Regions from separate parts of the Homo sapiens genome. Here regions 2 and 3 are each linked to region 1. A link is a loop called in an ENCODE intact Hi-C map of the cell type or tissue named here. Cell type or tissue: heart right ventricle. All regions are shown on one strand. Region 1 overlaps RAPGEF4 (Rap guanine nucleotide exchange factor 4). Region 2 overlaps RAPGEF4 (Rap guanine nucleotide exchange factor 4). Region 3 overlaps RAPGEF4 (Rap guanine nucleotide exchange factor 4).

What was found. A loop is a pair of places that touch in the nucleus more often than their neighbours do. Peaks named below come from ENCODE experiments on the same cell type or tissue, not always from the same donor. Only the 100,000 strongest peaks of a DNase experiment are listed, where the experiment ranks them.
Region 2: it touches region 1 in a loop (3-fold over the local background); 26 of 110 quality-filtered maps call a loop at or near these places.
Region 3: a loop joins it to region 1, with 2.8 times the contacts of the local background. A loop is called at or near these places in 23 of 110 quality-filtered maps.

Annotation. Positions count from the first base shown.
Region 1 is chr2:172,862,581-172,866,580 of GRCh38, reverse strand. The region is part of intron 4 of RAPGEF4 (Rap guanine nucleotide exchange factor 4); the gene reads right to left. Among named protein-coding and RNA genes, the nearest start is that of RAPGEF4-AS1, 130 kb to the right of the region's middle. In heart right ventricle, CTCF peaks have their summits at 984 (motif pointing right) and 2,189 (motif pointing left); a DNase peak (open chromatin) is centred at 2,167; H3K27ac peaks cover 1,033 bases.
Region 2 is chr2:172,811,306-172,815,305 of GRCh38, reverse strand. It overlaps RAPGEF4 (Rap guanine nucleotide exchange factor 4), which reads right to left. Exons shown (of 31, transcript NM_007023.4): 4 at 881-1,027. Among named protein-coding and RNA genes, the nearest start is that of RAPGEF4-AS1, 77 kb to the right of the region's middle. In heart right ventricle, a CTCF peak has its summit at 1,815; no DNase peak of the experiment used is centred here.
Region 3 is chr2:172,805,014-172,809,013 of GRCh38, reverse strand. The region is part of intron 3 of RAPGEF4 (Rap guanine nucleotide exchange factor 4); the gene reads right to left. Among named protein-coding and RNA genes, the nearest start is that of RAPGEF4-AS1, 71 kb to the right of the region's middle. In heart right ventricle, a CTCF peak has its summit at 2,419 (motif pointing left); no DNase peak of the experiment used is centred here.

The DNA.
Region 1 (4,000 bases):
GTCAATAGTATGTATGTATTAACGGAAGCCACAGCAATGAATGGCATCTCCCCATTTCTCCCAAAGTCAGAAGAGTGCCCCTGAATACGACTTATATTTTAATAGTGTATAAAGAAAGATAAGCCTACAGAGACTAAGGAATAGGAGAGCACTAAAAAGCTGCAAGAAAATAATATTTCAAGAAGGGAAAGGAATCCACAATGTCAAATGCTATAGAAAAATTAAGGACTGAGGCTCTCTTTCACATTCAGAACAAGCAGGCAGGGGATGACTTTAGGTAGCCAGCTTTCTGTGGAGTGGCTGGGTTAGAATTTTAATCACCGTGGATTGAGGAGTGTCTGGGAAGGGAAGAAATGGATACAACAAATAGACAATTCCATGACAAAGATTGGCTATAAAAGGGGAGATAGAGTAGATAAAGGGGTGCAAGGGGAAGATGAAGGTTTTGTTTTGTCTTGTTCTCTTTTAAATTGGAATGGTAGAAGCCCATGTACACTCAGATGAGAAGGATCCACTGGGGATGAAAAGGTGAAAGATATAAGAAATGGAAGAAATTATGCATAAAGTAAGCATCCCAAGAGGATGAGAGTGAATGGGGTCCAGGACACAGATGAAGGGGTCACGGGAGGAAAAACCTCTTCTATCTTAACCTGAGGGACTAGAAATGGATTTGTACAAATGGACTATATATATGTATGTGTATATGTATACACACATATAAAAATATATATATACACACACACATATATATAATTGCCAGTATTTGCAATGCCTCCCTCCCTTCACTCGGAAGGAGGATAAACTGCTTATTCAACCATCTATGACTCGTCCTGATGGAGGTAAGAGGAATGGGTGGTGGGGGGAGTGGCCAACACCAAGACAGGCTAGTGTGCTCTACCCATGCAGGAATAAGAAAAGGCAGGCCAGGGTAAGAAGGCAAGGCAGATGAGTGTGGCAGCTGGTGAAGAAACAGAGGAAGAGGGCAGAGGGCAAGAAGAAACGAACTGCCACCAGGAGGAGCCAGACTTTGGGAAGAAAGACATGTAAAGATGATTTTTAGGAAATCTAGCTATATATTTTAAGACTAGTGCCCTTTTTGGTCTTGGCTGACTCCTCAAGAAACTTTCAGTAAAGACCTCCTTAGCCTTCCAAGGCTTCCTGGAGTTAGACTTGATTTCACTGTGTTGAACTGTCCACAAGGCAGTTGGTTTTATTTGGACTACGCAGGTAATTGATTTGTTGGCAGGAAGCTGAAATCTTGCATGGTAAGAGGTGAGGCTGTTTGCAAAAAGTGACCAAGGAGGTGGTTTGGTCAAGGATTTGAGGAGAGTAGAAATCTTCAAATGGGTGTTGGGGAGAAGGGTAGAAATGCATTAGGAGAATAGGTAAGGATGGCTCAGTTGTGCCGAGGGGTCCAGTGAGGTTGGCGGCGATGGATGTGCCACAGAAGCCATGTGGAAAGTGGTGTGGTTTTCTCTGGCACTGCTCAGCAGCCTGGCTGGAGGCAAGAGAAAGCCTACAACTGGACTGAGGAAGGGTTGGTATTGGACCTGGTAGGTGACAAGGGCAGGCACAGACCTGCTTCATTCATTTCCAAGTATCCAGTACGACAATGTCCGAAGCACAGGAGTCACTCCATAAATCTTTTGGATTTTGTTTCTGTTTTGTTTGTTTTTGAGACAGAGTCTAACTCCATGGCCCAGGCTAGAGTACAGTGGCATGATCTAGGCTCACTGCAACCTCTATCTCCCAGGTTCAAGCAATTCTCTGGCCTCAGCTTCCTGAGTAGCTGGGACTACAGTCACGTGCCACCATGCCTGGCTAATTTTTGGCATTTTTTGTAGAGACAGGGTTTTGCCATGTTGGCCAGGCTAGTCTCGAACTCCTAGCCTCAAGTGATCCACCCACCTCAGCCTCCCAAAGTGCAGGGATTACAGGCGTGAGCCGCTGTGCCCGGCCAATAACTCCTTACTGAATGAATGATTGGGAGAACCAGTAATATGGACAAGAGGGTGATTGAAATGATAGGCAATGGTATCCAAACTGAACAGGGAAGGAAGTGAAGACAAGGGGGACCTAAATCGGGGGACGTACACTGGAGGTTCCTCAGGTCTACCCAGTCAAGAGCCGAATCCCAGACTCAAGAGACAACTTCTCTGAGGCTGAAGCACCCCCTGGTGGCTGATCCAGGGAGCCATGAAGCCCAATGTTCTTTCCCCTCAAGAGCAAAATGCACACCTTTTTGTGTTCCTCCTTCAATGTCCAGTGCTCCCTTCATTGCCCTTTGACCTCCTTCTCACTCATACTTTAAACCTGCTGTTTTTCCTCTCAACTTTTGCCCCAGCTACCTCAGGTATCTCTCTCACTACCCGCCTTTTTCTCTCATCCTCGTTTGTGAAAACAACCCAAATCATGGCAGATATGGGTAAAGGTAGAACCCATGATATGCCTGAAATAAGGACAGGAAAATCCTACTTTTCATAATGAAAGAAGTCAATGTCTCAAAGTCAGTGAAGGCAGACACAAATTTTAAAAGAGTCACAACCCATACATATCATCTTGTAGTTAACCCTGAACACTAGCATTCAAAATATTTTCTATCCTGGTGATTATTGCTTCTATTATGCTTTAATTATTGCTTACTGCTTATATAGTCATTGCTTAATATTGCTTATATATGCTTTAATTATTAACATGAAAAGTGGTTTTGCTATTAATTTTTATTGCAATTGTACATGACTTTGACCCGAGGGTGGGTTGGGTAGACTTTTGAAAAGGAGCCTAAATATGTTTACAACATCGCTCCTATAAAGGGCTTGCAAATGAACTTGTGGAAAACAACCTTTTTGCCAGTTGGGGGTTTGGTATAATTTTGATTCTTGCTTGAATTTCCTTAAAAATCACAATAAGTTATTTAGGGAATAACAGTTGCCAAACTTTCTGACAAATCATAATGAATGGTTATGTTCTGAAAGGTCAACTAGCCATCTTTTGGCTCCCATTTCCTCTTTAAAACCGAGCTATTTTGAGAATTTCCATTCCTCGTGCTCTTTTTTCTTCCCAACCCTGACACTATTTGTATCCCCTCAGTGGCATTTTTTAACTCAGGAAAACTTAAATAAGTTCCAAGATTGCAGAAGAGCCTTATTATTTGATGATTGTGGGTCTTGTCTGGGAAAAACTCCAAACATAGATTTGCCATTTTAAGCAATTCCTTTGAATTCTCATTCTATTGTCAGCAATAGCTCTATATTATTGGTTTATCATTGATTTTTCCCTTTCCCTTTACATAAGTTAACTAGAGCACTCCAATTTCCTCTTCTCTCTTACTTTTCTTAGTTTATAAGTCCCTGAAATACTGTATTGTTCTAGCTTTTTGATTTTTAGAGAACACACACACACATTAGACTTTGCCATAATCATAAACCCATCATTTTTTCACTCCTCACTATGATTCTTTCTTCTTTGTCACCCTATTTTAATACAATCTGCTGCCATATTCTGTCATGTTCCCTTTTGAAATATATTTCAGATTCATCTTTTCCCCCTCATTCCCACAGGCACCATCCTGTCTCAGGTCATATTCTTATCAAAGGTACTGTTCCACCCTTCTAGCCAGCTTTCCTGCCATCCTACTCAGTCCCCCACCTCCCCTGTGCTCCACTGCACACTCAGTCCACGGGGTAAATGATACTACTATATCCTGTGAGGGCAGGAGAGCACCTCCTAACACCCAGGTACATCTCTTCTCTTAATTCCTGTATGATGAATGTTACTTTCTTCATTTCACAAAGGAGGAAACTTCCTCTCCCAAGAGATTAGGTATTTTGTCCCAAACCACCTAACTTGCAAGTGTTCAAGTCACTAGCCCTCAAATCTGAAGAGGGAGGGTGATCTGTGTTGCAACAGAAAAATTAAGCATCTCCATAACAAGGATTTAATATTTAATACCTTTAAAGTCAAGGAACTAGACAGACTTGCCGTTATCATATCAAGGGCA
Region 2 (4,000 bases), 51 kb after region 1:
CATCTGCCATTTGTTTGGCTCTGGAGGAAACTATTTGATTACACAAAATTCTTTTTAGATCAAGTTTAAAATCTTAGCCACACTGGGACCAGTGGCGAAGCCTGCAGCCTGATGGTTTAACACTTGGACATACTGAGCTAAGGACAAAGACAAGGAGCAGGTTAAAATCAGAGGCTTAAAGAACTGAAAAGAACGAGTGTAAAAGATGCAAGGCTTAGCTGGGCCTTTATAAGTGCTCTATTTGCCATGACTGCATGTAAGATGATTTATTCCTCATACTTGTTGTAAATGAGTGCAATACTTTAAGGGGCTCTGGTAAGCATTGATAAATGCAAAAGCCACTAGGACCAGTTGCATCCATTCACTGCTGTGCCACCTATGCATTTTGAAGTTGGCAAGTAACCAGACATCTTTATGTACCTCCATTTCTCATATCTTATTATAGGGCGCATCATTTTTAAAAGCACTTAAATGAAGCAGATGTTAACCCCATTCATTCCACTTTCCCAGGGAACATGTCAATGATGATTTTTAAAATGCAAAAGAAAATGTCAAAGTATTTTGTTCCCTGGTTAAGAATACATCTGTGGAAAAGAAGGGAGAAAATACATAAAACACTCTATGGTCATTCAAGAAATAATTATAAGGTATGTCAAACTACAGAAAATTGAGCAAGCACTAAATTAAACAAAAAAAAGGATGTCTTGTGTCAAAATGGCTTTTTCACTCACTCATTTCAAAAACAAGTTTTGAAAATTAAATTCCATCTACCAGCTCAGAACAGAACACATTAAGGCTTGACTGTAATGCCATTATCCATGTGGCAGCTCCCTTTCTTTTCTGAAACTGCATTAATTGACAAAGAAGCCTTAGGGCTCACCTCCCATAGTGCCTTGAAGTCCTTCTGCTCGATGCGGAGCAGTTCACTGCTCTCCCTGGTAACGATGGTTGCATGGCGGGGTGTGTTGTCCAGAATGGACTCTCCAAAGGCCGTCCCAATTCCCAGGGTACAGATGGTCACAGCATCCTGAGGATCCCAAAAAACTAGTCATTAGAAAATTAAACATCTAATGGGTAGGTGTTTTCTTTTCTTTAACTGCAGTATAATTTGTACAAGGCAAAACACCCAATTTAATTGCATAGTTCAACAAGTCTTGACAAATATATATACCGGAGTAATTACCAACCAGATCAAGACAGAACATTTCTATGAACCCCAAAAGTCCCCTCGTGCCCCTTTCCAGGCAAGACACTCAGATAACTTGTTCTGATTTCCGTCATGAAAGAATTTTGCCTGTTTTAGAACTTCATGTAAAAGAAGTCAGACGATATTCTCCGGTTTGTGCCTAGCTTCTTTTTTGCTCAACATAATGTCTGTAAGATTCATCCATGTTGTTGCATGGATCCAAAGATTCTTCCTTTTATTCATGAGTAGTTTCCCATAACATGGGTGTGCTTCAATTTGCTTATCATCCTCCTGCTGGTGGACATTTGGGTTGTTTCTACTTTGAGGATATTATGAATAAAGCTGCCAGCAGGAATCTTACCTTTTTATACAACTACTATCTGTTTTCAGAAAAGAGGAGAAATCTATCGAAGCTGAGCTCAGTTTTTTTTTTTTAAGTTAGAGAGTGCAGTTACAATATTTAAATAAGAAACTGGCACTGTCTGTCTTGACAAGATGAGGAAACTGAGGGTCAGAGTGGTGGATCTACACAGCCCCAGTTCACACAGTTGATAAGCAGTGTGGCCAGATTCTAACCAAATCTGACTATAAGTTTACAAGATTTTTGTATCATGCTGCCTCCTGCAGCCACAACAGAGTAAAAACAGCATCCGATGAAGTACGGTGTGACTAGCTTATAAAATGTCATGAATCGATGATTTAAAAGTTTCTTAAGGTGTACCAAAAAAAGTAATTTCCTCTCTGCATGCAACACTGGTGATAATGTTTGGATTTAATCCTAACTAGTTTCAAATAATGCAAATAGCCACTCAAAATCACCTGGACATTAATTTTGTAAGGCATTATAAACTAAGGGAGACACACAAGGGTAATCCTCTGAGTTAGAAAGCCCAGTTTTCCTTTCATGCATCTAATATACGATAATAGGCAAATGTTATTAAGATCAAGTTAGTGACTCTGTAATCACATTACTAAGACAAATGCCCATAAGAATCCAGTTCCTTCAACCATAGCAAATTGCTTCTGCACAGATATTACCATATAAAATTATGTTAGGGAAAATAAAATCAATATCTCAGAAAAGAATAAAAGATCAGGGAAGAAGTGAAGAAAAGCCTGCTAATAAATTTTGCAGAAAGGCAACTGCAAACAAATTCACTCAAAAATATCCCCAGAACTGAAATATCAATAGTCAATGAGTTAGGTCTCTCTGAGCAATTTTTAAATGCTAGTAAAAACACAAGATAGATTATGATAAATCACAGACTTTCACAATTCTCTGGAATAGCAGGTTCCCTGAAGTTCCCACTAGCCTATTTCATTTTTCTATCACCTGAACCCTTCGGAAAGAATTCTTTTGCCTAATTTTTACTTTCCAGCATGTCTTAAAAACCTGAAATGGACCCTAAGTAATACCACTGACATCATCCACATATTTTACATATATATGGTTATTTGCGAAGTATAATGCAAAAGAACTAGGATGCTCTCAGTTATTCCTGAGCTAGCTGTACAGTTTATGGATTAATCAGTCTTCTTTATCACCTCCCATCCCTGACACGAGTAGTTTGTCACCAAACAGTACACAAGGAAATACAGAGGCTGGGAGACACACGTGAGCCTGTCTTTCGCCAATAATCAACTCTTGTAATAAAGACACAAGATTGGATTTCTTCTTGGATTTTCCCAGGAGATTTCAACCTGACTCATGCCTTTATCACATACAACAAAATTTCATCACGGTAGTGCTGCCGACTGTACTCCTTGGTGTATTTCTGTGTCAGGACCACCTCTGTAAGGGGAAAACCATGCCAGTGAGTACCCAGCTGCAGTCATCAGCTCAAGCACCCTGGGCTTGTTTCAGGAATCAATTCTTCTACCAGAATTAAGTATGGGATCAGTCCTTTCCAGATCTTCTCTTTCACACTGCGTCCACTCAAATTTAAGGACAAGGAGTCACAAATTACAAGATATGATCTTAAAAGTAGGACTGGAAAACCTCACCTGAAAGGAGTATGGTTTGCAAGTTCAAACTTTCAGCAGATTCAGAGTATTTTTTAGGACAAATATACTTAGAAATCTGAATGAATTTGGGAGGTATGGTTGGGCATTGGGATAATTGGGCACAGAGAAATAGAAGGTGCCAAGAAGAACATTTTCACCCTGAAGACTATTCACTATCTTTACAGTCTATGGGTGCTAGCCCTTATTTACATTTAAATCACAGGCAGGGCCTTGCAATGTGCTGCGAGAGTAATTTTCAAATAAAGAAATTGACATCCAAATGTTCTCTCACTTAGCAGAACTAATATATGTTGCTCAGCACGTATGATGAAAGGTAGATTAAGAATGGACAGGATGAATATGAGTGGATGTAGAAGAAGCACTCTTAGATATCCACACTAACATCTAACCAGATCTCCATGGGTCAGGATTCCAAGTCTGAAACCCTGTAGATGGGCTTAATGCCTGCCTTCGCCTGCTGCTGAAAGTGTCTGTTTCTGGATGTAACATAACCGTTTCTTTTACGCTTATACATACTGCTCATGCCTCAATACTTATTTAATAGGGACTATTCAAAAGAGCACTTTTATTAATTTTCTGCTCATTTGCAGATTAATATTCAGCGAGGCCATCTGAAAGAAGATGTTTACAGTAACACAGAGACTGATGAAAGCAATCAGCACCTATGCAGGGAACATGAAATGGTAACAGTGAAGGAATGTCCTATTTTGTGATAAGATTGCACTTTGTTTTGAGAACTTTCAAAAGGGAAGTAAAGATTTAAAAACCCGACTTCAATATGTGATGGTG
Region 3 (4,000 bases), 58 kb after region 1:
TTTCAGTGGGATATGCAGGGTCCAGTTAACTTCATTCATAAAAGCTGGCATTAGGTAAGTTAATAAAGATGTCGATGAAGCCGCCCATGCTGGAAGGCAGGGCATCAGGCAAAGGACTCCCACGTGGAGGCTACCCATGGTCAGAACACTCAATGCTCAGCAGGGAAAATCCCCTGGAAGCAGCAGAGTGGAAAAGCCACGGGCCTTGGTAGACTTAATTCAAAACTTATCTCTGCCAATGACTGACCTGTGGGCTTTGGGCAAAATGCTCCCCAGAGCCTCAGTATCTTCATTTGTAAAATGGGCACAATCTTACTTGTAATATCATTAGCAGTATTAAATCAAAATAAAGTAATACACAGAGTCCATTATAGTGCTGTATAGTTTCTGGCACATAACAGGTGATCCATAAATAATGGAAATTATTATTTCTGACTTAGTCACAAACATGTATGGGTTATCCATATTTCTAAAAAGCAAAGCAGTTTTTTTCTATCATTTAAATAATAGAGAATCTCTATATTCATTTTGTTAATCTTCAACTAATGATGGCTTTCAACACTTAAATTCCAAGTTTTTCTGTCCCCTAGTCTGGATGTCAAGTGGATTGAATGATCTGCAAAACACTTCAGCTCTCTGGGGGAGCTCGTATTCAAAGGAACCCTTCTGACAAACCGTGCTGTAAATCAAAGAATCCTTTTGTACTGCAACTAATCACCTCTTAATTTATCTGCTTTGTACGTCTGAGTTATGTACACTGGGTTTTCTTAAAGCAGACATTCTCATATGAGGCGTTTTATTTGTTTCATTGTAAATATAGTAAACAGTATGGAAATGGGAATGGTGTTAAGAAAGCCAATGGTTATGTGTCATATAACTAAGACTGGTATTCAAGCTAAGGCACTTGTGCCTTGCAAATAAATAATGTCTATAAGCATCAGCTGAAATCCAACTTACACAAGTTATAGGTATTCTGATGGAATTTAAAATAGCTAACAATCAATTAAACAGACATAAGAATTCTCTGTGGTAAGTACATCTAGATTTTCTAAAAATTGTACTGTAATTTCAAGGGCTATCAGATCATCTTATTATGCACATTTAACTCACTTCCATATTCATGGCTCAAGAAGAGTTCATTGTCTCATGGCAAATTTATTGTTTTGGACATATACTGAGTTAACACCAAGGGAAAAATAATTGCTCCTTTAAATGTGTGGAGACAGAAACATATTTTTTTCTTTCTTAGAGATGAGGTCTTGCTATGTTGCCCAGGCTGGACTGCAGTGGCTATTCACAGGTGTGAACATAAATTCTAACAAGGCAAATATTTTTATAAGTTTTATTTTAGGCCTACAGGCAATATTTGCCATTAAGTTTCACAGCACCTGGGATTATTTCACGAACTTGAATTTAGTGCTGGAATTTACTGGGTGCTCCAAGTCATCTTAAGTAATAAAATTAAATGGAACCCAATCTCTTAATTTGTCAAGATGTTAGATTGTATGTGCTGCAGAAGCATTTCCTGCCAAATCAAGAGGGCAAAATACTTCTCAGGCAAATGTGTTTTCTAACAAACAGCAAAGACAAGGTCTGTTACTTTTAGAACACATCCCTGGAATCAGCATGTTCAATAAAGCTTAACAAGATCAGGCAAGCCGGCCGCAGGAAGGTTTGATGAGAATGGACTAGCATTAGCATTCTGGTAACTGAATCAGGGAGGCCAGCCTCATTTCAGTGGAGAGCCAGTCTGTCCAGCATTGTGACGCAGTTTTGCATCCAACCACCCAAACAAAGAATTACACGGCAAAAAAACTAAATGCAGGATGCAGGATGCTCAATAAACTCCCAATCAGCTCCTAACAAATAGCCTGACCTGAGCATAGACAAGTAGGAGGAGATTACAAACAACTGCTGTGGACTTGGCACCTTTCACGTTTTATGGGCTCAATAAATGTGCTCAGAAAAAAAATGTTTCCAATGATGGCAGTGTTCTCTGTTTGAAAATAACGGAGTGAAATGAGTGAATAGAAGAATCAGAGAGGCAAAGAGAAAGACAGACAAAGGTAGAGAGATCCGCATTACAACGAAACACACATGTTCTTCAAATTTTGTAAACAAAAATGCAATGCTTAAAAACATTTGTTACTGTAGAAGGAAAAAAGAGAAGGCAAATAAAAGCATATTATTTTACTTTAGGGAGAAAACTAGTATGAGATTTTTTTCTGAAATTGAGCTAAAATGTGCCAGATAATTTCACAGTGATAGATGAGGGGATGAAATTAAGTGATGACCAAGGCCAAGTGTAGCCCGGATTCTCTGATCCATGAAATGGCTGAACAACATTGTTAAACTTCTACTGTTTCAAATCCCAAGTACATTTCCTGCGTTTTCTATTCTGGCACTGCCCTCTTGTGATAAAACAACAGCATTGCAGTCATTGCAACCAACTTTTCTTGAAATGGTAATTTCAAAAAGCACAGACCCTCTGCCTCTATCCCAGGCTTTGTACTAAGTGCTTTACATACATCAGCTCATTTAAGATAAGAGCTATTATCCCCAATTTACAAGTAAGCTAACTGTGCATACCCACAGCCAATTAAGTGGCAATAGAATTTCAAAGGAGCTCTGAATTTAACCACCGTGGGTTGCATTGGGTAAATACTAATGCTTTCAATAGGCATCTGTGATAGAGATGTAAAGGTTTTAAAGAATTAATAAACCATCCATTTTCTATCTTGCAATATAAACTTTATTCTGTCAGCAGCCATTTGAAATTCTTCTTTCCTATGACTGGAAAAGCCTTTTTACTTTTTGAGAGGTAAAGATTAATTTAAAATCTTATATATATCTAGGATTTTGATACTTACTATGCCAAAAAAGCCCCTCACTTAAAAAATCTGCAGAGAAAAACAGGACCTTCTCTCTCCCTTTCTCTCTGTCTCTGAAGTAAACACACACACACACACACACACACACACACACACACACACACACAGCCGGATAATATCTGATACAATGAGATTTATAATCCTATTTATTGTTTTTAAGCTTGTTATTTATTGCTTATAACTTGTCCCAATGTTCATCTCTAACCCTAAATCGATTAAAATATTACTGAGAAAAAATACACCCATAGTATTATTCATTCTAGTGGGAAGGCAAAATATCTGACTTTTAGCCCTATGTAACTTTTAAGTTACACAGGCACCAAGACAGGAGAGGATCTTGTGCAGACAAGTACAGCAGTGGGGATCTGGAGGTGGATGTGTCCTGGTTAGGCTCAGGCAAGAGACTGAAGGTGGGGACAGATATTATTGGCGAAATGGAAGGATTAATCCTTGATAGAGGCCAAGTGGATGTTCCCAGTGGAAATCTACGTGAACATGTCAGCCAGGTTGGGACACCTTAGGAGGATGAAGTGGTCTGTGGGCAGGTCCCCTTCTTGGTGCTCTTTTCCTTGGGTTAAGATGAAGAATGGCTAAGGCAGGAAGGGTGTCTGAGAAGCTGGGAGAGATGCCTCTGATAATTACGCATAGTGGTAAGAGTGTTGCAGTAGGTTTCATTTTATAGAGTAGTGAAATAAATATAATTTATAGAAAGATAATTACAAGGATTTGTCAGCCTTTAAAAGTTCCTGAAAGTAATAGGGGCAGAATAATCTATGCATTTCCTACAATTCTTAGGACAAACACGTTTTCAAGGCAGTAACAAAAGAAATGAAAGCAATGCAGCCCCAGCTCCTAAGGGAGGGTCTCCGAGAGGCAGACAGAGTCCACCGTCCCTCCCGTCCAGGGACCATTGTCTCCCCTCCAGTCTCTTGAAGCCTTGAATTAGGGAAACTTGACTGAGAGGAAAACAAAGAGAAGAAGCAACATGTGGTCCTGGGGCCTGCCTGGAAAGGGCCTGACTGTGAGAGGGGAAAGCAGTGGGTTCCCCTGCTCAGCAGGAATCCATGCCACTATCTGATGCTTCCTGGGCCCAGAGAAGACCCATGGGG